Regions from separate parts of the Mus musculus genome. Here all the other regions are linked to region 2. Evidence: chromatin loops called from intact Hi-C (ENCODE). Cell type or tissue: heart. All regions are shown on one strand.

Evidence for each region. A loop is a pair of places that touch in the nucleus more often than their neighbours do. Peaks named below come from ENCODE experiments on the same cell type or tissue, not always from the same donor. Only the 100,000 strongest peaks of a DNase experiment are listed, where the experiment ranks them.
Region 1: a loop joins it to region 2, with 3 times the contacts of the local background. A loop is called at or near these places in 11 of 42 quality-filtered maps.
Region 3: a loop joins it to region 2, with 4 times the contacts of the local background. A loop is called at or near these places in 8 of 42 quality-filtered maps.

Annotation. Positions count from the first base shown.
Region 1 is chr12:3,306,073-3,314,072 of GRCm38, reverse strand. It overlaps Rab10 (RAB10, member RAS oncogene family), which reads left to right and starts at 4,104. Exons shown (of 6, transcript NM_016676.5): 1 at 4,104-4,781. The coding sequence starts at 4,655. In heart, no CTCF peak of the experiment used is centred here; a DNase peak (open chromatin) is centred at 3,992; H3K4me3 peaks cover 3,787 bases; H3K27ac peaks cover 2,205 bases.
Region 2 is chr12:3,422,975-3,430,974 of GRCm38, reverse strand. It overlaps Asxl2 (additional sex combs like 2, transcriptional regulator), which reads right to left and starts at 4,118. Exons shown (of 13, transcript NM_001270988.1): 1 at 3,763-4,118. The coding sequence starts at 3,819. It overlaps 1110002L01Rik (RIKEN cDNA 1110002L01 gene), which reads left to right and starts at 4,228. Exons shown (of 3, transcript NR_030694.1): 1 at 4,228-4,474. In heart, CTCF peaks have their summits at 2,536 (motif pointing right) and 4,851 (motif pointing left); DNase peaks (open chromatin) are centred at 3,374, 4,194 and 6,604; H3K4me3 peaks cover 3,478 bases; H3K27ac peaks cover 2,315 bases.
Region 3 is chr12:3,567,490-3,575,489 of GRCm38, reverse strand. It overlaps Dtnb (dystrobrevin, beta), which reads right to left and starts at 3,099. Exons shown (of 18, transcript NM_001162465.2): 1 at 2,843-3,099. In heart, a CTCF peak has its summit at 3,217; a DNase peak (open chromatin) is centred at 3,069; H3K4me3 peaks cover 2,138 bases; H3K27ac peaks cover 1,423 bases.

The DNA of each region.
Region 1 (8,000 bases), 120 kb after region 2:
CAAGCTCATTCTGGAAGATACATTGGCTGCAGGTTTAGTGCATTCTGCTGATTTGCAGTTGTGATTAGCCTTAATATTGTTTTTTGTCTACTGAATAAACAAACCCTACAGTGGAGTTGAGGTCTTTATGTATGCCCTAAAATTAATTTTTTTTTTTTTTTTTTTTTGGTTTTTTGAGACAGGGTTTCTCTGTATAGCCCTGGCTGTCCTGGAGCTCACTTTGTAGACCAGGCTGGCCTCGAACTCAGAAATCCACCTGCCTCTGCCTCCCGAGTGCTGGGATTAAAGGCGTGCGCCACCACGCCCGGCTCAAGTTTTTCTAATAACAACATTTATTTAAAAAAATAATTTGAGCCGGGCGTGGTGGCGCACGCCTTTAATCCCAGCACTTGGGAGGCAGAGGCAGGCGGATCTCTGTAAGTCTGAGGCAGGCTTGTCTACAAAGCAAGTTCCAGGACAGCCAAGGCCATTAACACAGAGAAACCCTGTTCAGAAAACAAACCCCAAACCAAACCAAACAGGATTTCAAGAAAAAGAAGGTGATCCTTTCATTGTAGCATTGTATTTGCTTTTTCCTTTATAAAACGTGCCGTCCCTCTGTCTTTTGAGACAGGGGTCTCACTATGTAGCCCTGGCTGACCCAGAGCTGGCAGAGATCTGCTGGCATTACAGGCATGAGCCACAGTGAAGTTTCTAAAAGAAATATTTATCCATTGTGAAGTTAATACATTTAAAAACATAATTGGTTTCTTGCTGATCGAAATAGGGTCTCACTCTGCAGCCCTGGCTGGCTTCTATCTTGCTATCAGGCTGGCTTAGAATTTACCTTGAACCTTCTACATATGCTTCCCCAGTGCTGGTATTATAGACCAAGCCCACAACACATTGGTTTTGAGAAGTACTGAAGGAGTTCAGAAGGGAAAGAAGCTGCTTAGCGCAGGGGTTGCTATGGTGAGGACATTTAAGCTCAAGGCTGAAGGGATAGCAAGTGATCTGAGGTACATTTTACAAGGAGAAAACCACATAAAACTAACCTTGAAAGCAAGAAGATACATAGTAACTATGGGAGAGAAAACATTTCCTGCTTTCTAGAGAGATGTAGGAGGTAGGGTAGTTCACTGGGCCTGCAATCTCTTGAACGCCTACTGCCAACAGGGAGGCAGCAAATGGTGATAAAAATAGCCGTGGCCTCTGGACAATCAGGTCTGTCTAATGAAAACCTTCCTCAAGGAAATCCCTGTAGAAGATTGTGGGTGTGAACACAGGAAATGGGTAGCAGTAAATAGGCAAAGTCCTATAGACTCTGGAAGAAGCTGGTTTTACAGTTAGGTGATGACACAGCAAGGCCAACCTACCTTTCAAGCAAAGATGCCATTCTTAGGAAGAACAAAGTCACCAAGGAAAGGAGCTCAGATAAAAGAATAAGGAGGAATCAGAGAGGTGGGTGAAGACCTGCCTAGTATGTATAAGGGTTCAATTCCCAATAACCAGAAAGTCAATTCCTTTTTAGTTTTGTAGCTGGGAAAGGATGGGAAGAATGAGAGGGTCTCTAGCTCAGTATTTGCTGGAGGCTAGCTTTGAGCAGCCAATCCTTGTGTCTCAGCTCCTGAGTATTAGGATTACAGACATTTTAACTACATCCAACAAAATTATGATCTCAAGGATCTACCATTCCATGATCCTGATTTAAGAATGAAAACAACTGTTAGTAAATATGACCAAATAATTTGCAAAATTTCAGAATACAAAGTTTGGAAACAACTGGGATATAGAATGAATTTAAAAATGGTAATTATTGGGGCCTAACAAACACAGAAGTGGATGCTCACAGTCAGCTATTGGATGGATCACAGGGCCCCCAATGGAGGAGCTAGAGAAAATAACCAAGGAGCTAAAGGGATCTGTAATCCTATAGGTGGAACAACAGTATGAACTAACCAGTACCCTCCGGAGCTCATGTCTCTAGCTGCATATGTATCAGAAGATGGCCTAGTCGGCCATCAGTGGAAAGAGAGGCCCATTGGTCGTGCAAACATTATATGCCTCAGTACAGGGGAACGCCAGGGCCAAGAAGTGGGAGTGGGTGGGTGGGGGAGTGGGTGGGGGAGCATGTGGGGGACTTTTGGGATAGCATTGGAAATGTAAATGAAATAAATACCTAATAAAAAATTGAAAAAAATGGTAATTATTTCTAGCAGTCCATTACTTCCCAAATTTGTGTGATAGTATTGTTTCCCAAATTCAGCTTTCTACTTTAAAAACTAATAAATCCAATTACATTCAAGAAGGGGCGGTAGCACACACCTGCAAACTTGGGAGGGCGAATCTGGAGAAGGTTGAGGCTTGCCTGGGTAATTTACAGACTAGGACTTTCAGAATGCTTTACAGTATTGGAATTTAATCAATTGAGCTATTTGAGAAAGAATAATCTCAACCCACCTCCACATTCTGACAAGGTCTCCCAGGCTGACATCCAATTCTCTTTTGTTATCAAAGATGACTCTACACTTCTGATTTTCTGGTCCCCAACTTGCAAGAATTGAACCCAGGGCTTCATTTATGCTAGACAGGCACTGTACAAGTGCGCTACATCCCCAGCTCCTTGAAGATTTTCCTGGGGTGCTCAAGATTATGACTGAGCTAAGACAAAGCTGAGAAGCTTACCGACAACTTTTAATAGAATTGTTGATTCATGATACAGCACGACAGTCCCAGCTGGAGGAAGAATGATTTGGAGGATATAGTTTAATGAGAAAACTAAAACCAATCAGAGAATCAACTGGGAGATGGTTTAGAGAACACAAACACCTTCAAAGGCTTATGGGTGTTTAGAAGGAGGACAAGTCTTTGAAGAGCATGATCACATCTAAGATGGTCAGAAAAGAACATGATCAAAGGCTTTACTTACACATGAAATGCACATGTTGGTGATGGCGAGGTGTCTGCCAAAGTGTAGCTTATTTTTATTTAATATGCTTATATATTTGTTATATGCTAATTAGTTATGTGTGTGTGTATATAAAATTTACCTAAATAAAAATCTCCTTATTGGTGAATCAGCTCATCAGGTTCAACCATTCTACCATCACATTCTGCGGGTGCTGGAGCATACTTAGAAAGGTAAGTTAGAAATTTGCTTATTTCGACTATAGAAAGGAAGAAAAGGGAGGTGTAAATAAAACTGATAGGGAGAGAGGGAAAAGGGACAAAACTAGAGAAAAGACATGGCACAGGTGTGGTGGAGTTACCCCACCAGAGTAGCCCTCAGGAGGCTGAGACTGGAGATTCATGAATTGGAAGTCAGTACTGGTGTACAGACTTTGCAACAAAACAACCAACCTACAAACAAGTGAAAAGCAAGGAAGAGATCGGTTGGGATGGGGCAGGCTTTCAGATTTTCGATTTGGTGGTACAACTTTGGCTACAGTGACCGCCCGCCTTTTCTGAATAGAGCGCTTCAGCTCCCGGGATTCCAAGGGCTGCTTAGGCCCGAAGCAGCAAAGAAGCTTCCATTCGCAGGGAGGTTCTCCCCGCACCCGGGGTTCCTCAGGCCGATGACATCATTCCAACCCCAGGAGCGCTGCGCCTTTTTCAGTTTGGAATCCCGGCTCTATCAACTCTAGCTTCTTAAGGAGACCAGGTTGTCAGGACCAGCCCACAAGCGGGATCTCTTCTGGAGATGTCCGGGTTTAGTAAGGAGGTTCCTGAGTGGCCCAGAGCACTTCTTTCTCTCTCATCTATATGAACTATACACACACACACACACACACAGCCAGCCACGCCCGTCGCTGGGCTAACATCCTTAGCTCCTCAACAGGATACTGAGAGGGAGTAGAGGATTCCAGCAGTCAGCTGGGCGCCCCGGAAAAGGCAAGGGAGGGAGGGCAGGAGCTATACGGACGTAGTGCGCCTGCGCAGTTCCCGGGCCGCACCTCCCCCGCGGGGCGTGTTCGTCAAGCCGCTCACCCAATCAGGAGGCCGTAGGGAGCGCGCCCGCGGCCTCGCCCCCTCTGGTCCCGCCTCCGCGTGCCCTACTTGCCCGCCCGCGCGCGTGCGCAGAGGCGGGCCGCAGGGGCGAGGGCGCGAGAGAAGGGCGGGTGTACGTCCTTGCGTGCGTCTCAGGCTGCGCGCACGCCGGCGTGAGAGGGCACGGGGAAAAAGGTGGCTCTGGCCGGGGCGGCTCTGTTTCCTGGGGTTATGTAGCAGGGCTTGTCGGCTCGCGAGACCTCCCGCTGCCCTCGCCCGTGTCCTAGCGCGGGGTTTCTGCTCCGGGCGGAGGCCGTGTTCAAGCCCGCCGCGCTCCCTCGACGTAGAGCTCGCTCGTCCGCCCGTGGGAGCGTCCCGGCCGAGCTGCGCTGAGGGGGGAGGGGAGGCCATTTTGTCCCGACCGACTCCCCGGAACCGGGCGGAGCGGCTGGGAGAGGCTGCGGAGCCGCGGGCGCCGCCCCTCGGAGGCACGGGCGCCGCCACCGTCGGGGCTTCCTCGACGAGGCCGTTCGGAAGGTCTCCTGCTCCGTCTCGAGAGCTGCTTTCTCCTTCCGCACACGCTACCCGGCTGCTGCGGCCCCAGAACGCCCGGGTGAGGAGTTGGTTGTAGTGAGCAGTTCCGATCCCTTGGGGCTACCGGCGGCGAGCGCCCGAGCCGCTCCTCCCAATGGCGAAGAAGACGTACGACCTGCTTTTCAAGCTGCTCCTGATCGGGGACTCGGGAGTGGGCAAGACCTGCGTCCTTTTTCGTTTTTCGGACGATGCCTTCAATACCACCTTTATTTCCACCATAGGTAAGACCTGTGGGAGGATGGTGTGGGGGCTCTGTAGCCGCGAGCCGTTTTCTTTTATTCCAGACATCTTGCTTCCCGGAATTTACGCCTTTGTTCCAGTGATTCCGATTCCAGACGACAGACCTAAGTTACTGTTGGAATCGGAATAGCCTTACTGGGGCGGGGTCTTCCCATGCTTACCATCCGGTCTCAAGTCTCCTTCTCTGTTCGGTGCCTTCTGGCACAAAATATGCAGCATTTAGCAGCGTTCCAGAATCCGGTTTCTTTAAGTGACTTGCCTGGCCTTACCATAATTGCATGAAGTTACTTGATGTGCTATTTGTAATAGACGTAATTTAGTGGTTGGGATTGAAGCAGTACTGGCTATGTGGCAAAGGCCCGAATTGGGGGTCAAAGAGAAAATATTCTATCTGACTGTAACTTGGAGTAAACTTGAGAGTTGCAGAATCATTAAGGAAAATGAGAGGGGCGGGGGAAAGTGAGTTGGCTGTCTTGACTGAACCATTGATGTGTCAAACAATCGGAGGCCCTTCGTGCTTGGGGTGGGAATCTGGCATGGTTGGCTCACAGTGCTTTTTCAAGACCTCAACGAAGCAGATGGACGGTTTCTGTTTTCAACCCAATGGAATCAAGTCAAGTTCTAATGTTTTACTTGATGTTAGAATTTACAGGAAAATCTTTCGTCAGTCATGGCTCTAAGGACTTCTAATGTACTACCACATATTTCGGAATTACTTGGTATGGAAATAAAAACTGACCTTTTAAATGGGTTTCCTGTTTCGGAAATGAAAAGGGAAGGTTTCAAGAAAGTCGTTTTGACGCTGGCACCAACATCAATTTTGTCAAAGTAACTGTACATGACCACCCCCCTCCCTGGTTTTTTAAAGTATCCGGTGTCTTTCATTTTTGAACCTCAGCTCCGGCATTAGAGCAGTGCAGGAAAACTTGTGATAAATGTAACTAGCTTCACGATGAGAAGCGACTCTAGTGGTTTTCCTTAAGAATTGTGAAAATCTTGTTTTAACCAATTTATAGTATAGGATTTCCTTAAGACATATTTGTAAGTAGCTTAAGCATATTTTCGCAAAATATGCTTAAGTTATACTGCAATTAAGATGAGCAAATTTTTATTTAAAATAGGTTGTTTTACCTTACTGGTGGGCAGGATTGTCAAAATATCACGAAGCTTGAACTTGTCCTCTGCTTAGTGGGTTAGCACTTACACAGCACTAAGTTTGCTTTGAAGTGTAGCTGGGTCAGTCAGGTGGCTAGATCAGCAAATATTTATTGAGCACCAAGTTCTAGGCACTGTTAAAAGCGTTGAAAATAAGTGGTCGATACAATAGACCCCTTGAGCATTCTGATAAAGAAGGCAACAACAGTGTGCAAAGCACTAGAGTGAGGAGAGGGAGGAAGGGGAGTAGTCTGAATTATGGGGAATCTGCTTTGCATGGATGTTTAAAACGTAGTCTGAAAGACAAGTATGAATTGGATCAGAGGAGAGGTAGCCTCTTTGAAAGAGAATTTAGTGTGCGATCCTTTTTTTTTTAACCTGCTCTTGAGAACGGGTAGGTGAAAGTAGGAAGTAAAGTTTCCTGGTGAAGAAAGCTACTTAGCCCCCCAGCTGCCTGTCCTCAGGTACTGGGCATTGACTAACCTCATGCGTGGTAGGCAAGCTGCTGAGTTACACCTCCAGTCCTCCTTGTATCCATAGTCTTCATTGTCCTTTGACTTAGGGAGATGGGTTGTTTCCCATGCAGCCTGCTGTTTTGAATTCCTGGCTCCACAGGAATTGCAACTTTGGCTACAGTGTCTTATTCGACAGTGCAAATGCCATGTATGGTGCTTGTGAGGATTAATACAGGTCAGCGAGAGCAAAGCACCTAACAATGGTGCCAGGTACTTTGTAGGAACACAGTGCAGATTTGTGCAGAATATATGGCCTTCCTGATACTGGTGTGTGACAGAATAAGTTGCTTTATGGATTGAATATGTCTTGTGTGTAATGGCTGCTTGAATATCTGTTGGTGCTCTGCTAAACAATTATACAATAACCTCTGACATTTATACATTTTGATATAAAAACATTTGATGTTTTGACACAAGATTTGAATAAAGTAAGCTAAGAAAATGAACAAAATTCTGACAATTCTTAGTCCAGCTCATACTTGACTCTTTGCAGATTTTGAATTCTGTTAGCCTCATAAACTTTGGTAGTCACAAAGGAAAAAAATTAATATCTTTCAACTCGTCAAAGATGCACATATGCCTACAATTTTAAACAGATATTTTACATTGTTTCCAACTAGTGTGGGAGCTATATGGACAGCTCTTCTCAATTTATATTAGGCATATTTCAGCTCTGTTGCCAATGTGACTAGTTGCTACCATATATTGACAGTATATGTCTAAACAACAGAAAAGTAGTCAATTGATACATATCTAACTAAAGATACTTGGAATGTTTATCACTTTAGGACATGTAAAATACAACATATTTTCAGTGGACCAGAGTCCTGTCTCCTTTCAGGTGTGCATTCTACCACTGAGATACACACCTAGCATCAAAACCTGCACTAACAAAGCAGTAGTCATTTTACAAGGGTTTCAAAGGACTGGGCTGCAAGGATTCCAGGCCGGGTGGGTTTTGCTTCTTACTGGATAGCTCTGAAGGAAGGCTTTTTAGATTTATGATTCTTACAGTGCTCACCAGGATGACTGTTCTTGTTTTTCTGTATACCTTCAATTCTTACATATCCATATTAGAAATCATGTAAGTTTTTGTGATCCCATCTATTGCATACTGTTGCAAAAATAAATTATTGGTATGTTTCATATTTAAGTTTATGAGGCTAACAATTCAAAATCTGCAAAGTGAATCTAAAGTCACAGCTGGCGGTGGTTCTAATTCCAAAACTTGAGTGGCTAAGGCAGGAGGATCACAGGGTCAAATAGCAAGACTGCTAACAACATCGAAAAAGTGAGTCTAAGATCATTTGAATAATATTTAATATATATAATGTAATATATAACATATTATAATATATAATAATACAGAGGCAGGAGTCTATGCCTTTTTTCCCCCCTGTAGTTGCTAAGTCCTAGAAGAGGTGGGTGATGAATAATGAACAGAGGTAGGAGGAGAGATAGGATATAGTACAGTGATACCCTCTTCATACAGAACATACTGGACCAGGGCTAACTTATTTTACTACTTTA
Region 2 (8,000 bases):
ATACATAATAAATAAATAAATAAATAAATAAATAAATTTTTTTTAAAAAGGGGAAAAAGCAGTAGTCTGCTCTGCAAATTTGAGATTGCTTTCTCAAGTTTCATAATCTAGGAGCTACTCCTGTATCTCTTTTTGTAGCAAACACTTTTTAAAATTTTTGGAAATAGAATCTACCTACCTAGGCCAAACTGGCCTTGATATGAAGATATTTTTGCCTCTCCCACAAGATGCTAGATTGCAACCCTGTCCCAACATGGCCCTGTAGAAATTTTTAACTTAATATCCAATATAGTTATTCCCCTGAAGACAGGAGACTTTTCAAGTCAGGGTTTCTCTGTGTAGCCCTGGCCATTCTGGAACTGTCTCTGTAGACCTTGAACTCAAGAACTCTGCCAGACTCTGCCTCCCAAGTGCTGGAACTAAAGATGTGTTGCCATTACTGCCTGACTCCAAAATAAGTTATTTTCTGTTTTGCCTTCCACAAGGTAGGAGGTGTGTAGACTTTCAGGACAAACATATAAAAACAGGGGGGAGGAGTGGGAAATTGGCTCAATGGATAAAGCACTTAGAGAACAAACATAAGGCCTAGAGTGCAGATGGCAAAAGACACAGAAAAGTCACCGTGTGGGGGCTCCAAAGATAGCTCAGTGGACAAAGGCACGCTTCCAGAAGGTCAAGGTTCAGCTCACAACCATCTGTAACTGTAGTTCTAAGGGGCCAGAAACACTCTTCTGACCCCAGGTATACATATGGTGCAAAGACACATGCAAACAAAATACCCATACACATAATACAATTTTTAAAAACATTTTAAGTACAGGTGTTCATAGTGGCACCATCTTATAATACCAGTACTTGGAAAGTTGAGATGGGGGCAAGCTGGCCAGCTACTCATGCAAAGCAACTGGCAAGTTTCCATTTTAGTGACAGATCTTGCCTCAGTAAATAAAGAGCAACTGAGAAAAGCACCTAATGTCATCCTCTGACTCCCACACACAGATGTAGACACACATAGACATCCCTACTCACAAAAAGAGGCATAAAAGTAAAACAAATGAGTTTTTATAAATGGGGAAGTGGGGCCCTTGGTGAGATAAAGTATCTTTCTGTACAAGTGCTCTTAACCACTAAGCCAGCTCCCCAGCCTACTTTCTGTCTTTTAAACACTATTTTTCACAAAGGTAGCTGGGGCACAAAATAAGCAAATATTATCATTGTAAGAACTCTAACTGGTGCAAAATTATTCTTCCTATTTGTCACAATTTCCTAACCATTAAACTATTTAATCCAAAAAGAATAATTCACAAGGTACTGTAGAGATTGTAGTACATACTTATAATCCAGTTTAAGGCCAGTCTGGTCTACATAAAGGGTTCTTAACTAGTAAGGGTTACAGAAGGAGTCCATCTTACAAAGACAGAGACTGCTGAGATGCCTGTAATCTTAATACTTTGAATGCTAAGGCCTGCCTAGGCTGCAAAGTGAAACCTGGTCTCAAAAATTAAAGCCTAATAAATAAATAATGACATCATGGACACTTAAAATTAATTCACATAATTAGTTTGGGGTTTTGCATATTTTAACTAAAATCAAATCTCTTTCTTTTATTAACAGTAAGCAATCATGAGATGTCCCTAATGTAGAAAGTAAACTTCTGTAGAAGAGAAACTCCTCACCAGCAAAAAAATTTATAGAGTTGTCCCTTAGAGGAAACTACCAGTACAGTCACAAAGACATATTCTAAGTGGGCTGGGGGTGTAGTTCAAGTGGTAGAGTATTTTGCCTAGAGTGCATAATGCTCTAGGCTCTATCCTCAGAATCCCATAAAACTGGGCATGGTGGTACATGTCTACAATCCCAGCACCCAAGGGGGCAAAGGCAGGAAGATTGCTGCAAACTTTAGGCCATCATTTATTATGTGAGATGCTATCCTCAAACAAACAAACAAATGTATATAGGGAAAACATTCAACAAAAAAAGTACGTGGCTTATAAAAACAAAATACAGGTTGAATAAACAATATAATTCAAATTTGGGGAAACAAGACTAGGCGATAAAAGAATGAACGGACTGAGTTATTTTCTTCATACTTTTCTAAATTTCTCCATGATGAACATTACTTTTGAATTCTGTAAGTCTCATTTAAAAAATAAACAAGGAGTCAGTCAGTGGTGGTTCATACTTTTAATCCCAGGACTTGGGAGGCAGAGGCAGGGGGATCTCTGAGGTCAAGCCCAGCCTGGTCTATAGCGTTTCAAGGCAGAGAAACCCTTTTTCAAAAAATAAATTAATAAACAAACAATCCAGGATTTTCGAGATTACTCAGTGGGTAACTGCGCTGGCCAGCAAGCCTGATAACCTGAGTTCGATCCTAAGAACCTACATCAACTCCTACAAGTTGTCCTATCACCTCTACATGCGTGCTCCATAGCCACGTACACACTCCATACATACATACACATACACATACACACCTTTTTAAAATTAATTAATTTAATGTATGCAAATACACTGTTGCTATCTTCAGACACACCAGAAGAGGGCATCCGATCCCATTACAGATGGTTGTGAGCCACCATGTGGTTGCTGGGAATTGAACTCAAGACCTCTGGAAGAGCAGTCAATGCTCTTAACCACTGAGCCATCTCTCCAGCCCCCACACACATCTTTTTAAAGAGAAAATAAAACGTATAATTCATAAAGGTTCAGTTATTAGAACCCACTATGTTGTCCACTATTAAAGAGGTTGAAATGCTACTAATGCTTGATGAAACTTCAATTTCTCCTTAAGGTTTCTTTTCTTCGTAAATACACGTTTTAAATTTTTCAAAACAATGTTTCTCACAAATACTCATTGCTAAATGACTTTTAAATTCCATATAACAAAATTGGAGTGAGGGGCACTAATCACAACTTCATTGGTCCGGTCCACTTTCACTTTAACTTAAAAAAGAAGAAAAGAAATGAAAAGAAAAGAAAAGAAAAGAAAAGAAAAGAAAAGAAAAGAAAAGAAAAGAAAAGAAAAGAAAAGAGGAGGGGAGGGGAGGAGAGAAAAGGAAAGGAAAGGAAAGGAAAGGAAAAAGGAAAGGAGAAAAAGAAAGCCAATAAACTACACGTCCCACCATGCATTGCAGCCTTACTCAGAGTAGGTCTCTACGGAAACAGAAAAAAAAATTCTGAGTCCCACCTGTTACTTCGTTTCTAAACACCTCCTGCACTTTCAGCTCTCACAGCAAACACAAAAGCCTCGTGACCTCACATTGGCTCCCGGAGCAAGATAAGCGGGGGCCCCGGTCTGGCAGCACCTCTGCCTCGACAGGAGAACGCCACCGAGCTCAAGCGCTCCCCTCTCCTTTCCGGGGCTGGAAGCACGCACAAACCGCCTCCTGTCTGCATCCAATCGGGGCTCTCCGAGGCGCACAAGGGAGAAGAACCGGTTACTGGGCAAGCACAACACACAGGGCCGAGACAAGGGGTAACAGTGTAGGGGCGACAGCGACATGACCCCGAAAGGCAACCTCACAACACCGAGGAGGTCCAGTCGTAGCCACCGCGAGAAGTCGCAGTCGCGCGACGGATTCCTCGCGCCGACGCCTCGGTCTCCTCACGGCTCTCCAACGCGCCCGTAACTGCCGCTCTCTGCGCGCGCTTTCCTGATCCTCAACCCGGTCGCGGGGCCAAGTGACCTCCCTTGCCTTGCGACGGGTGGCCGGCGAGAAAACGAACTCCTGCCAGCCTTTCTCTCTGCTCCCTCCTCCTTACCGTCTTGGCGGCCTCCGCCCAGGTCCTGCCCTTCTTCCTACGGCCCTTTTCCCTCATGTCGGTTCTGACTGACTGGGAGGCTTCCGTGCCCCGGCTCCGGCTGCGTTCCCTCGCCTGCTGCGCCCTGCACTGCTTTTCCCGCGGTGCCAGGAAAGGTGGGAGAAAGGGGAAGTCGGACCCGAGAAGCAACTCAGCGAGCAAGCGGCCGCGGAGGCGCGCAGTGGCGGGGGTAGGGGGCTCTACGGGGTGGCCGGTCCTGCTGCCGCTGCCACTGCTACCGCCGCTGCCATATTGGGTTCTTACTGTACAAGCAGCTTCTGTGGTCACGTGACCCCTGCCGCGCGGCCGTCACTACTGTACGCTGCAGGCCGCGCGAACGAGCGCGCACTTGCGCGCGCCCCCAGCCTCGGCGTCGGACCGGCAGGCTGCAGCAGTTAGCCACGCCCCTGCACTTCCGGTGTCTCCGCATCGAGCCCTTGCGCACGACGGAGGGCGGCCCATGGTCTGTGGGTCGGATGTCTGGCGGTCACACCCGCCGGGAAGATCTTCTGGCGGAAACAGAATCTGCTCCTTTCGGGAAAGGCTGATTGCGCGGTTACGTGCAGCGTGTGTTGAGGAGTGGCTCTGGAAACTTAAAGAGCCCGACGATCAAGTGATCTTGCCAACTACCGTTTTAATCAGCATGTTTTATTTTGTTGTGGTACAGGCTCAGGTAAGGCGGACCTTAAACTCCGAACTTCTGTCTCCCATTACTGGTAATTACAGGCATGCATCGTCTTGTCCTCAAGTTCATTTTTTACAAAGCTTATCTTTTTGAAGACGTACCGCGTGCAGTTCTTGTCTATTATTAATCTGATTAATAGATGAGACAGGTTAGATTGATTTACCAACTCTCTAGTATAGGATGTGAATATACCAAAAACTAAGTTGTTAGCTACCAAGCCTTGTCTCGCAAAGTAAATAGACCTTTTTTAGGCCAACAGAAACCACGTTTATGGCTCAGAGGATAAGTGCACTGACTATTCCGGAGGTTCTGAGTTTAATTCTCAGCAACCACATGGTGGCTCACAACCATGGGATCCGATGCCCTCTTCCGGTGTGTCAGCTACAGTGAAGACAGCTACAGTGTACTCATACATAAAATAAATATTTTTTAAAAAGGAGTTTAGAAATCGCATTGTGTTTTTACATGTGATTGGTATCATCAAAGAAGTATGTTTTATCTCCCTTGGCACAGAGCCTATATGTATCAGGAATCCGTTAAATATTTGTTGAATGGTTCAGCTATGTCTAGTCAAGAAACTATTCACTCTTCATAATGTCAGTAACACCCTCCTGAATATCCAGAACATTTTATCTCTGATTATCTGTTCTTGTAAACAACATAGAGGAGAATGCACAGCGGCTAGGGATGTGGCTCAATGCAAGCTCTCCGCCTCCCATGGGTACTGGGGATTGAGCCTGCAGGCTAGCATAAGCCTTCTACCACTCAGCTGTACTCCAGCCATTCTGTTGTTTTTACATAGGCAGCGTCCCCCTAAATTATCCAGACTGTTCTTGAATTCGTTCTGTAGCTTAGGCAAGTGTACACGGATTTCTATCTTCATGCACACCAGAAGAGGGCATCAGATCTCATTACAGATGGTTGTGAGTCACCATGTGGTTGCTGGGAATTGAACTCAGGACCTCTGGAAGAGCAGTCTGTGCTTTTAACCGCTGAGCCATCTTTCCAGCCCCCAGCTTCGGCAAGTTTTGACCTTGCAATCCAAATTATTCAGCCTCCATAGTACCGGGGATTGCAGGCCTTCACCATGAAGGCACATCTCTAGTGATAACCTGTTGTCTAGAATGTAGGCGCTCCCTAGATGGGTTTCAGCAGTTCATAGAACTCCTTACTATTGGCAATATTTTCTCTGTCAAAATATTTTCTGTGTCATGGTGCATCCTTGTCATCTAAGCACTAAGAAGATTAGAAGCTTGGGTTATCCATAAGGTCTGCTACAGAGCAAGTTCCAGGCTGTCCTTCAGACACTGTCTCAAAAAAGAACCATCAACAGTGTGTGTGTGTGTGTCTGTGTGATAAATGTGGATTCCTTTTTTTGCTTTTTAAAAGGCCTCTCACCGGGCAGTGGTGGCTCACGCCTTTTAATTCCAGCACTTGGGAGGCAGAGGCAGATGGATTTCTGAGTCCGAGGCCAGCCTGGTCTACAGAGTGAGTTCCAGGGCTGCCAGGGCTAAACAGAGAAACCCTATCTCTAAAAAACAAACAGAAACAAAAACAAAACAAAACAGAGTCTCTCTTTATAGCCCCAGCTTTTCTGGAACTTTGTATGAAGACTAGGCTAGACTCAGACTCACAGAGATCACATGCCTCTGCCTCCTGAGTGTTGGAGCATCACACCCAGCCTACAATTAGATTTTTTTGAAAAAAAAAATTGATAACCTTTCCTCAATGTTTGGATTGTTGGTGTTCTCTGGGCATGGGGTTTTGTTTACCACCTGGGCTCCTAAGCTTCTTGCTCCCTCCTGGAGCAAATGTTGCAATTTGGAGGAAATATTGCAATTGGAAGGGATATGCTCTAGAGCAAGTGGCTGTATAGAACAAAACTAGACAGATTGGCCTTGGCCAGAATTCCCATATTCCCATCTGACTATTACACATGTGGGAACCTGGACATACCACTTCACCTTTCAGTTTTCTTTGCTAGGGTGTGTCTCTGTCTCTCTGTTTGCTAAGGTGTCTGTGTGATGAGAAACTAGAGCAGTGACTTTAAGCAGACTGGACTGGTGGCGGCTAAATGCTGCAGACCTGGAGGAAACAGGAAGGATGGTGGAGGAACTGGAGGTCAGCCAGAAGGATCTGGGGACAGCCTGTCTGTGTGACTCCTTAGTTAGCATGGGTTTGTCCATCCAGAAGTCCTCAGCCTCTCCTACCCCACCCCCCTGAGGAACTTCACCATTCATTCTGAAGTTGTCTGAAATGTTGTTCATAGTCCGAATGCTCCTCAGATCCCAGCAATATTTTTAAAGTTGTTTTTGTTGTATTAGAGATTGAATGGAGGGCCTTGCTCATACTAGGTAAATGCTCTGAACTATATCTCTACCAATAATAATAATAAATAGTTCTTCTATACTCACTATAGATTTGTTTATTTTAGTATAGAATAGAGTATTCAGGGCATGGGGAGGGGAGCTAAGAGGGTAGTAGAGGCAGAGAGGGGGGGAGAGGAGGAGGGAGGAGAAGAAGAAGAGGAAGAAGAAAAGAAATAGAGGCTGGCCAAGAACATGTGGAGAGAGGGGGAAGGGAATACGGAAGGGGGGGGGGAGAGGAAAAGCCCAAGAGGGCAAGAGGGAAGCAAGAGAACAAGAGAGTTCATTATAGATTTTTACATGGAGGGAGACACAGCCTAGACCTAAATAGGTTTAGATTCATCCTGATGTTATTATTCACTGATAGAACTTAAACAATTTTTTTTAAAGATTTATTTATTGCATGAGTACTCTGTTGCTGTCTTTAGACATACCAGAAGAGGGCATCAGATCTCATTACAGATGGTGTGAGCCACCATGTGGTTGCTGGGAATTGAACTCAGGACCTCTGGAAGAGCAAGCAGTCAGTGCTCTTAACCGCTGAGCCATCTCTCCAGCCCAGAACTTAAACAATTTTTAGAATATTTTTATTCTTTGAAATTTTCATTTAGCATATTTGGTCATATTCATCTCAACTTCTCCCCATAATTCCTCCCAGATCCACCACCACCTGCCTAAACTCCTCTAACTTCATATCTTTAATTTAAATCCATTGCCTCCAACATACACTGTCCATATAATTTTGGATGTGGGCCATCCATGAATTGTGGTGACACAGAAGCCACACCAAACAGAAAACTGATTCTTCCTCAGAGGCCACTAACTAACCATAGTTCTTCAGTTGGGATTAGAGGGTAATTTATTTAGATTTTTAAAGTCCTCGGTGATCTCTCTAAAGATGGACTGATTGATTCAATGAATATTCATTTTTATGTCAGGCATGCTATTTCAAGCTTGTCATCATATTCATGGAGGCAGAGACAGGAGAATTGCTATTAGGTCCATGCCAGCCTGGCCTACACAGTAAGTTTCTAAACAGTTTGGACTATATAACTAGACCTGTCTGCAAACAAACAAAACCACAAGGTTTATTTTTAGCAAGGTATGGTGATGAAGTTCTTGTGACTCAGGATGGCTTGGGCCCAGCA
Region 3 (8,000 bases), 140 kb before region 2:
CTCCTGAAAAATCAATCAGACTTCCGTGACTAATACAGTCAATTACACCTTTAATTAAAAACAAAAACAAACCTAACTCCCTTGCTCATTTCAGGAAAATCCTCAAATACCCTTCCTCCAATTCTTATTCTTTTTTTTTTAAAGATTTATTATTTTATGTAAATACACTGTAGCTGTCTTCAGACACACCAGAAGGCATCAGATGTCATTATGGATGGTTGTAAGCTACCATGTGGTTGCTGTGATTTGAACTCACGGCCTTCAGAAGAGCAGTCAGTGCTCTTAACCACTGAGCCATCTCTCCAGCCCTCCAATTCTTATTCTTTTCTCTTTCAGATTAAAAGAAGTGCCAGAGAAAATAAACTTTTTTTTTTTTTGTCTTTTGAGGGTTTTTCCGTGTAGCTCTGGCTGTCCTGGAACTCACTTTGTAGACCAGGCTGGCCTCGAACACAGAAATTCACCTGCCTCTGCCTCCCTAGTACTGGGATTAAAGGCTTGTGCCACCACTGCCCTAGATATCTTCTTGTAACAAATCTAAAAGCATTCTCTGGGTTCCATTAAAAACCATTCAGAGCCAGGCAGTGGTGGCACTGTGAAGTAATGAACTCGCTTCTGCCTCCCAGGGGCTGAGATGGAAAGACATGCGCCGCCACACCCACAATATGTACCATTTTATAAACACCCAGCTCAACATGCAAAATCTACCCATCTCATCCTATGTAAACTACACATCAAGACAGCACAGTAGTGCACACCTGTAATTCCAGGGCACATAGATAGGAGGATAGACAAGTTCAAAGTTAGTCAGAATGACACAGAGAGACCCTATCAAAAAAAAAAAAAAAAGGAAAAAGACAAAAGACGAAAGAAAAGGTTTGTTTTAATCAGGTATGGTGGTTCACAGAAGGGACTAATAGAAGGATAGCCATAAGTTCAAAGCCAGCTTACAACCTGGGCTACAGTATATCGAGTACCAAGCCAGCTGGAGCTATTCAGCAAGAGCCTATTTAAAAAAAAAAAAACCGGGGACAGAGGGTTTATTTTCAAATAAATGTAAATTAAATATCTAAATAAAATGTTAGAAGTGCCTGAAACAAGGCACCCTAAAACAAAACCTAATCGAAACTTAATGATTATACTCTGAAGTACAGAGTAATTAAAATAAAATAAATGAAGGCTTATTATACATGCAATGACAAGTCTGGATTAATATTGCTCTCATTTTTTATATGAGGAGTCAGTTATGTTAACATCCAAGACATGAAATAAATGATAAACGGAAATCCTCTGCACGCTAATACTTTAAGTAGAAATTCTGTCTCCTGGGCAAAATTCAGTGAACATAAAGACTCTGCCAGCACCACCTTGACTGCACAACCCCTTCAGAGGTAGCTCCACTTAAGTCTGCTAAAAATCCTCAGAGAACACATAAAAGGTCAAGTTTTACTTTGGCAAGCAAAGTAATCCAACAGGCACTGCAAGCGAGGGAAAGGAAGCAGCAGCCTGGGACTGGAGAGTCCAGGCAAGGTGGAGGACAGAAGTCCAGCCCTTACAGAACTAAAGAGACAGAAAGAAGCATTCTCTCCCTTCAGAACCAAGATCCGAGAGGCAGGACAGAAATTATAAAGTGTTCTCTAAGCAAAAGCACCCTCCCATCCTCCTCAAACGACCAGAAAAAAGCCAAAGAGAGAAAAGACCAGAGCACCACCCAGAGATTAAGCTCCTGGTGCACAACATGCAAGAACCACGTGGATGAAGAAGAGTGGCCACAGGCCACCGGAGTCTGCCACCTAAGCCACTGTTTTAACCTACCAGTGCCTGGGTTACCTGAAGAGGCAAAAAGAGAATCCGAGGACCAAAGGAAGTCCAGCGATCATCCCTAACTCTACAGAGACTGACACTCAAGCCCCTGCTTCCTCCATCCATTCTGCAGTGGGCATCCACTGTAGGGCTGCTGGGATCCAGGCCACATCCGGAGGACTGAACAGAAAACAGGCACGGAGCTTAATTCTAGCTGGGAAGGCAAGATTCTTCTTCCAGATTTCTTCTCCCCCTCCCCACCCCTCTTTTAAATGTCAGTAAGATCCTTCAAATCTCTTCTCAATAGTTCCCACCAGCTTTCCTCAACTATCTTACTTTCTCCACAAACCAAGCAACTTACGGCTCCAGTTTCCCAGGGCTGGGAAAATCCTAAAGGGACCTGAAGTGAACAGAACAGGAAACATGAAATAGAGCACTTTACATTTTGTGTGCATACTTTCACAGCCGAACTGTCAGCACTTCAACAGCAAAAGATGGCTGAGAGTGATAAAGTCGTGACCCAGGCGCTGACCGCGGTTCTCTCCTGCTCCGTAGCTAATCAATAAACGCTTGCAGAGAATGCTGGAAGGTCTCCCTGATTCCCTAAGGCCTGGCACAGAAATTTAACAGCAAGCATTCGTCAGCTGCATCCTCCCTCTTCTCCGGACACTGTGCCCAACAGGGGTGACCTGGGTGGACAGGTTCGTCTACCGGGAGCCTCGGGGGACACTGAGAGGTGATCTGGAATGAATTCCCTTCCCTCTGCCAGGGCCTGCCTACCTCACCTGCCCTCTGCCAGGACCTGCCGCCTTCGCCCCCTTCAGCACCTAACGCGGAGCCTCCTCCCCGCCAGCCGGGCTCAGGATGCATCAGCAGCGCGCGCAGCCCGGCTCTGCGCTCCGCGGGCCCCCGCGCGCGCGGGTGACCGGAGAGCCCTCCCCGGCCCGGCGTGCTGTCTCCCAAGGGTCGCCGCTCCAGGGCCGCGCACTCCGCCACCCCGCAGCCCTCCTTCTCGCTCCTCCAGCCCCGGCGGACTCCCCACCTGGCTCGCTTCCCGGCCGGAGCTGAGGGGCCGTCGCGTGGCTCTCCGGCGGCCGCAGCCTCCTCCAACCCGGCCCCCTCGGCTGAGGCGGCTGAAGCAGCAAGCAGCGACTGAGGCGGCGGCGCCCACTCAGGCCCCGGAGCCGCCCCCGCGGCGAACGGAACGGCGCCGGCTCGCGCCGCTTCCCCGCCCGGCACGCGCAGCGAGCCCGCCCCCGGCGCGAGGGCGCGAGGGCGCGAGGGCGAGGGCGGGTGCGCGCGGAGGGCGGGCGCGCGGAGGGGCGGGGCTTCCGCCGCGAGAGGGGGCGGGGAGGCGGCCGAGTGCCCTCCCGCGGGTTCGCGCGCCCCCTCCGGGCCTCTGCTGTGCGCCGGCCGCGGAGGTGGAGGTGGACTTGCCCTTCCACTCCACAGGTAGCTGCCGGGCGGCTGCGTGCTGCGCCGACGTGACTGCACCTTAAGGAATGCGAAGAAACACCCGGTGAATCATTGCCTCGAGCGCGGGTCCTCCCCCGAGTGACTTTCCACATTGCCTCAGCAGGCTCGCTGAGCCCTGACTCCGCGCCTGGTGCCCGATGGACACGATCCGGGTCACGGCCCCTGGTCCCCAAGAATGCATAACTTAGGGAGAAGAGCAGCCTTGCGAAGGACCGAGTCTGGTCCCCTGCGCAAAGCCAAGCCACAGCCGGATGCGGTGAGAGGATGAAGGAGAGACATTACTTTCCGCTTAGTTGTTCAGTAGTTCCTAAAAGTGGGACTATTTAGACATTAAACAGCTTGAGCAACGGAGCAGGGGCGACAAAGCTTCATTTATTTATCTAGCATCTATTTATTTATTTATTCATTACCAACTCTTTTTTTTTTTTTTTTGGTTTTGGTTTTTCGAGACAGGGTTTCTCTGTGTAGCCCTGACTGTCCTGGAACTCACTTTGTAGACCAGGCTGGCCTCGAACTCAGAAATCCGCCTGACTCTGCCTCCCTAGTGCTGGGATTAAAGGCGTGCGCCACTACCCCCCCCCCCCCCCCCCGCTTCATATCATTTTTTTAAAGGACTTTATTTTATGTGTATGAGTGTTTGGGCTGCAATGTGTGTGCACCCTGTGAGTGCCACCCCGAGGCCAGAAGAGTGTGAAATGACACCTGGATGCTGGGGAATCAAACCCAGGTCCTCTGATAACATAGCAAGTGCTCTTAACTACTTAGCTATCTCTCCAGCCCCTCATATTGCCATTTTTTATAGAAGCTTTTCCAAACTCTCTAGGGACATCAAAGTCTTCTTTTAATGGCTCAAAAGATAAATGTTTTCCCTCAACTTTAAGACAGCGGCATGATCCATTAGACTTTTGGTGCGTGTGGATGTGCACATGTTAAGGAAAGCAGCAGTAGGCCTGTGTGCTTTAGGGATGCTTTTTGAAGCCTTCTGGCACCTTATGGAAAGGCAGATCATGCCACCTGCTTCAATCAGACTGGCAGCCTGCCTCTAGGACACCCTTTTCCTCCTCTTCTCACAATCTATTTTTAAATTCCCATGGTGAAGGCAGTGCTGTGCTGATAACTTAGAGTAAGTGAGGTTTTTTGTGTGAGAGGGGATACATTACTTTTCACACATGAATTGTGTGACTGTTTTGCATGTTTGGAAGAGTCTCACTGGTTGCTAGGTGGTGGCTGCTGTAACCATGTAAGGATCCTCAGACTATGTCAAGAGACCTTTAGTTTCTTACCATGTGTTGAGCTCCTACTATGGGGAAGGCATTGATGGGTAAAAACCTTGACTCTGTTGCAAAGAGGTAGAGTATGAAACTGAAGCTACAGGAACCAGCACGGTGCCTCAGACACCTGGAGCATTCAGAACCTGGAGGCAGGAGCTGAAGCAGAGACCCTGGAGGAACCGTGCTTACTCCATAGCCAGCTCAGTCAGATTTCTTCTGTGACTCAGGACCATCTGCCCAAGGACATCACAACCCACAGTAGGCTCAACCCTCCTACATCAATCATTAATGAAAAACAAAACACTTTTTTTTCCTACGGACTTCCTGCATGTCAATCTGAAGGAAACATTACTCAATTGAGTAATGTTTCTTCCCAAATGATTGTAATTTGTATCTAGTTGACAAAAAAAATTTAAAAAAATAGCCAGCACACCATACCTTGTCATCATATATTGCATACATGTATTGAAATATGCATGGTCATTTATAAATATGTACAGTTATTCCATTAATTAAAGATTTTGAAAATGTTTTAAGAAGATATAAATATTAGCCACCCTGATTGTTCACCACCTACTGTATATTCACATGTCAGATTATCCTATGGTACCCCATAAACATATACAATTAAAATAATTTTTGTGATATATGTGCAGATCTGTGTATAGTTAGCTACATATGTGTGTGCTGTATCTTATGCACATATGTGGGCATGTGTGTGGAAGCCAGAGGACAATGTCAGGAGCTATCCATCTTGGTTGCTTTTTTAAGACAAGTTCCCTCACTGGCCTGGGGCTTCTTGAGTATGCTAGGCTAGCCCAACAGCAACCCCCAGGATCCACCCATCTCTGTCTGACTCTGCAGCACTGAAATGACAAGTGTTCCCCAAATGAAACACAAGTACTCCTCACATGAAACACATGTGCTCCTCACACTCAGCTCTGTATTTATGCACTGGAGCTCAGACTCAGCCCCCATGCTTCACTGACAGCTGTCTTCTACAGGCCCCAGTTATAATCATCTTGAAAGACTGTTTTGTGTCTTGTAAAATGGCAATTTTCTTTTTTTTTTTTAAAGATTTATTTATTTTATGTATATGAGTACACTGTAGCTATCTTCAGACACACCAGAAGAGGGCATCAGACCCCATTACAGATGGTTGTGAGCCACCATGTGGTTGCTGGGAATTGAACTCAGGACCTTTGGAAGAGTAATCAGTGCTCTTAACCGCTGAGCCATCTCTCCAGCCCCGGCAATTTTCTTTTTTGAGTCAGAGTTTCTCTGTGTAGCTCTGGCTGGCCTGGAACTCAGTCTGTAGACCAGGCTGGCCTTGAACTTGTAGAGATCCACCTGCCTCTGCCTCCCAAATGCTGGTATATTGCAAATTTTGTGAGGATCACTTTGTTGTTGTTGTTGTTGTTGTTGTTGTCGTTTGCTTGCTTTGTTGTAAGATGGTATCTCTCTATTAAGCCTTGAACTCCTGCCTCCCCAGTGTGGGGGTTGCAAATGCAAGCCACCTCACAAGCTAACGTGATGATCACTGGGGTTATTGTTCACAATGGAGCATGTGGGTTTTGTGATTCTGAGTAAAAGACTGGACAAACATAAACCAAAATATTAGCAGAGGTTATCTCTGGGTAATAAGATTGTGTGTTTTAAATTTTCTTTGTATTTGTTTATATTTTCAAAATTGTTTTAACTGGAGGTATACTTTTTCAAATGTAGTATAATTTAAATATCTATGCCAGAAGCCTGGCATGGTGGCTCACGTCTGTCATTTCAGCCCTTCAGTGGCTTAAGGAGGAGAGCTACCATGAGTTCAAAGCCAACCTAGGCTGTATAATAAGTTCCAGGTCAGGTTGGGTTATACAGTGAAACTCTATCTCTAGAAGAAAAAGAAAAACAATGCTAGCAACAGCTTGGTTTACATCCTGTACACCCAATTCTTGATTGTCAAGGTCGTAAGAGATCTGGGGGAGAAGTGCACAGCAAAGTCTCTGAGGTCATGTGACTCCAGGTTGGGTAGGAGTGAGCTAGCTGAGAGTGACAGAAAGAAGCTGCAGAGGATGTGAGAGAGCTGTGTGGGAGGCAGACACCTGCCAGCCAGCTTTGGCTCGGGCAAGAAGAAGATAAAATGAGCTCAAGGAAAACAGTCCTTGAAGTCAGAAATCCTGTCTGGCTTCCAGGATCATCTTTCCTAACAATAAGCCACCTCAGATGTGCAGACAGAATAACACGGAAATGACAGAGCCAACTCACCTCTGTCTAGTGACAGGCAATTGACCCCATAGTGTGTGCCATTCTGTTCTCTGCTCCTTACTGATCACACCTCAGGACTGGAAAGAATCCAGCAGCCAGTAATCAAAAGGATAAAGCATGAGGTCCTGGACAGGATGGCAAGCTCAGGGAGGGTGCAGATAAGGCAGAGGAGTTCATAGTCAGAATGCGGAGGGAGTTGCTACCTCTCACAACACAGCGGAAGAAAAAGGCAGCTTGGAAAAATTAAATGTGAGTTTCTGTTGCATGCCGGGAACAATTTGAAAACATTAACACCAGAGACTGAATTGCAGGTTTTCAGTCTTACCCGAATGTGGAATGAAGATGCAATAGAAACAAACTGGGGCTTTCTGGATGGGTCTAGGGTGACCAGAAAGAGGACAACACAGGAACAATGGCATTGCCCGACTCTCTCCATGATAGGAGCATTCTGAGTCTGAAAACTGGAGGCAAGACTGCAATGGCAAAACTTCCTAAGATTCACCTTGTGAATGGCAGTCACACTCTCAACAAAGCCAGCCTTGGAGATTGAGCTGAGGTCGGTGTGAACCGGGTAGACTTACCCCACTGTGATTTCTGGAGGCCATGGTCACAACGGTAGCTGCCATTGCCATTGTACACACTGGGGAGATCTGGTGAAACAGAGGCTCAGTGGCACCCCAAAAGTCCCCAAAGAAGACTCTGAGAAGCCAAACCATGGAAGCCAAGGAGTCTGTGGATACCTTGCTAGTTTACTAGCAGGTCTTGCTAGTTTACCAATGGTTATCAGGAAGTACCAGACACCTGAAAAGATTAACACGTTGTTAATGTTGATGCAATCTTTTTAAACTTTTTAAATTGTTTTATGCATATGGTTATTTTGCCTTTAAGTATTATCTATGTACCAAGCAAATGGAGTGCCCAAGGAGGCCAGAAGTGGGAGTCAGTTACTATGTGATGCTGGGAACTGAACCTGGGTCCTCTGGAAAGGCAACCAGTGGTCTTAACTACTAAACCATTTCTTCATCCCCTTGATGCAATATTTTTAGTGGTGGTGGTTGTTTTGTTCTGTTTTGTACTTTGGGTTTGGCTGGGTGGTTGGGTGGTTGGGTGGTTGGTTGGTTGGTTTTGTTTTGCTTTTGAGAGACTCCTGAGTAGCCCAGGCTAGCCTTGACTTTTTTTTTTTTTTTAGATTTA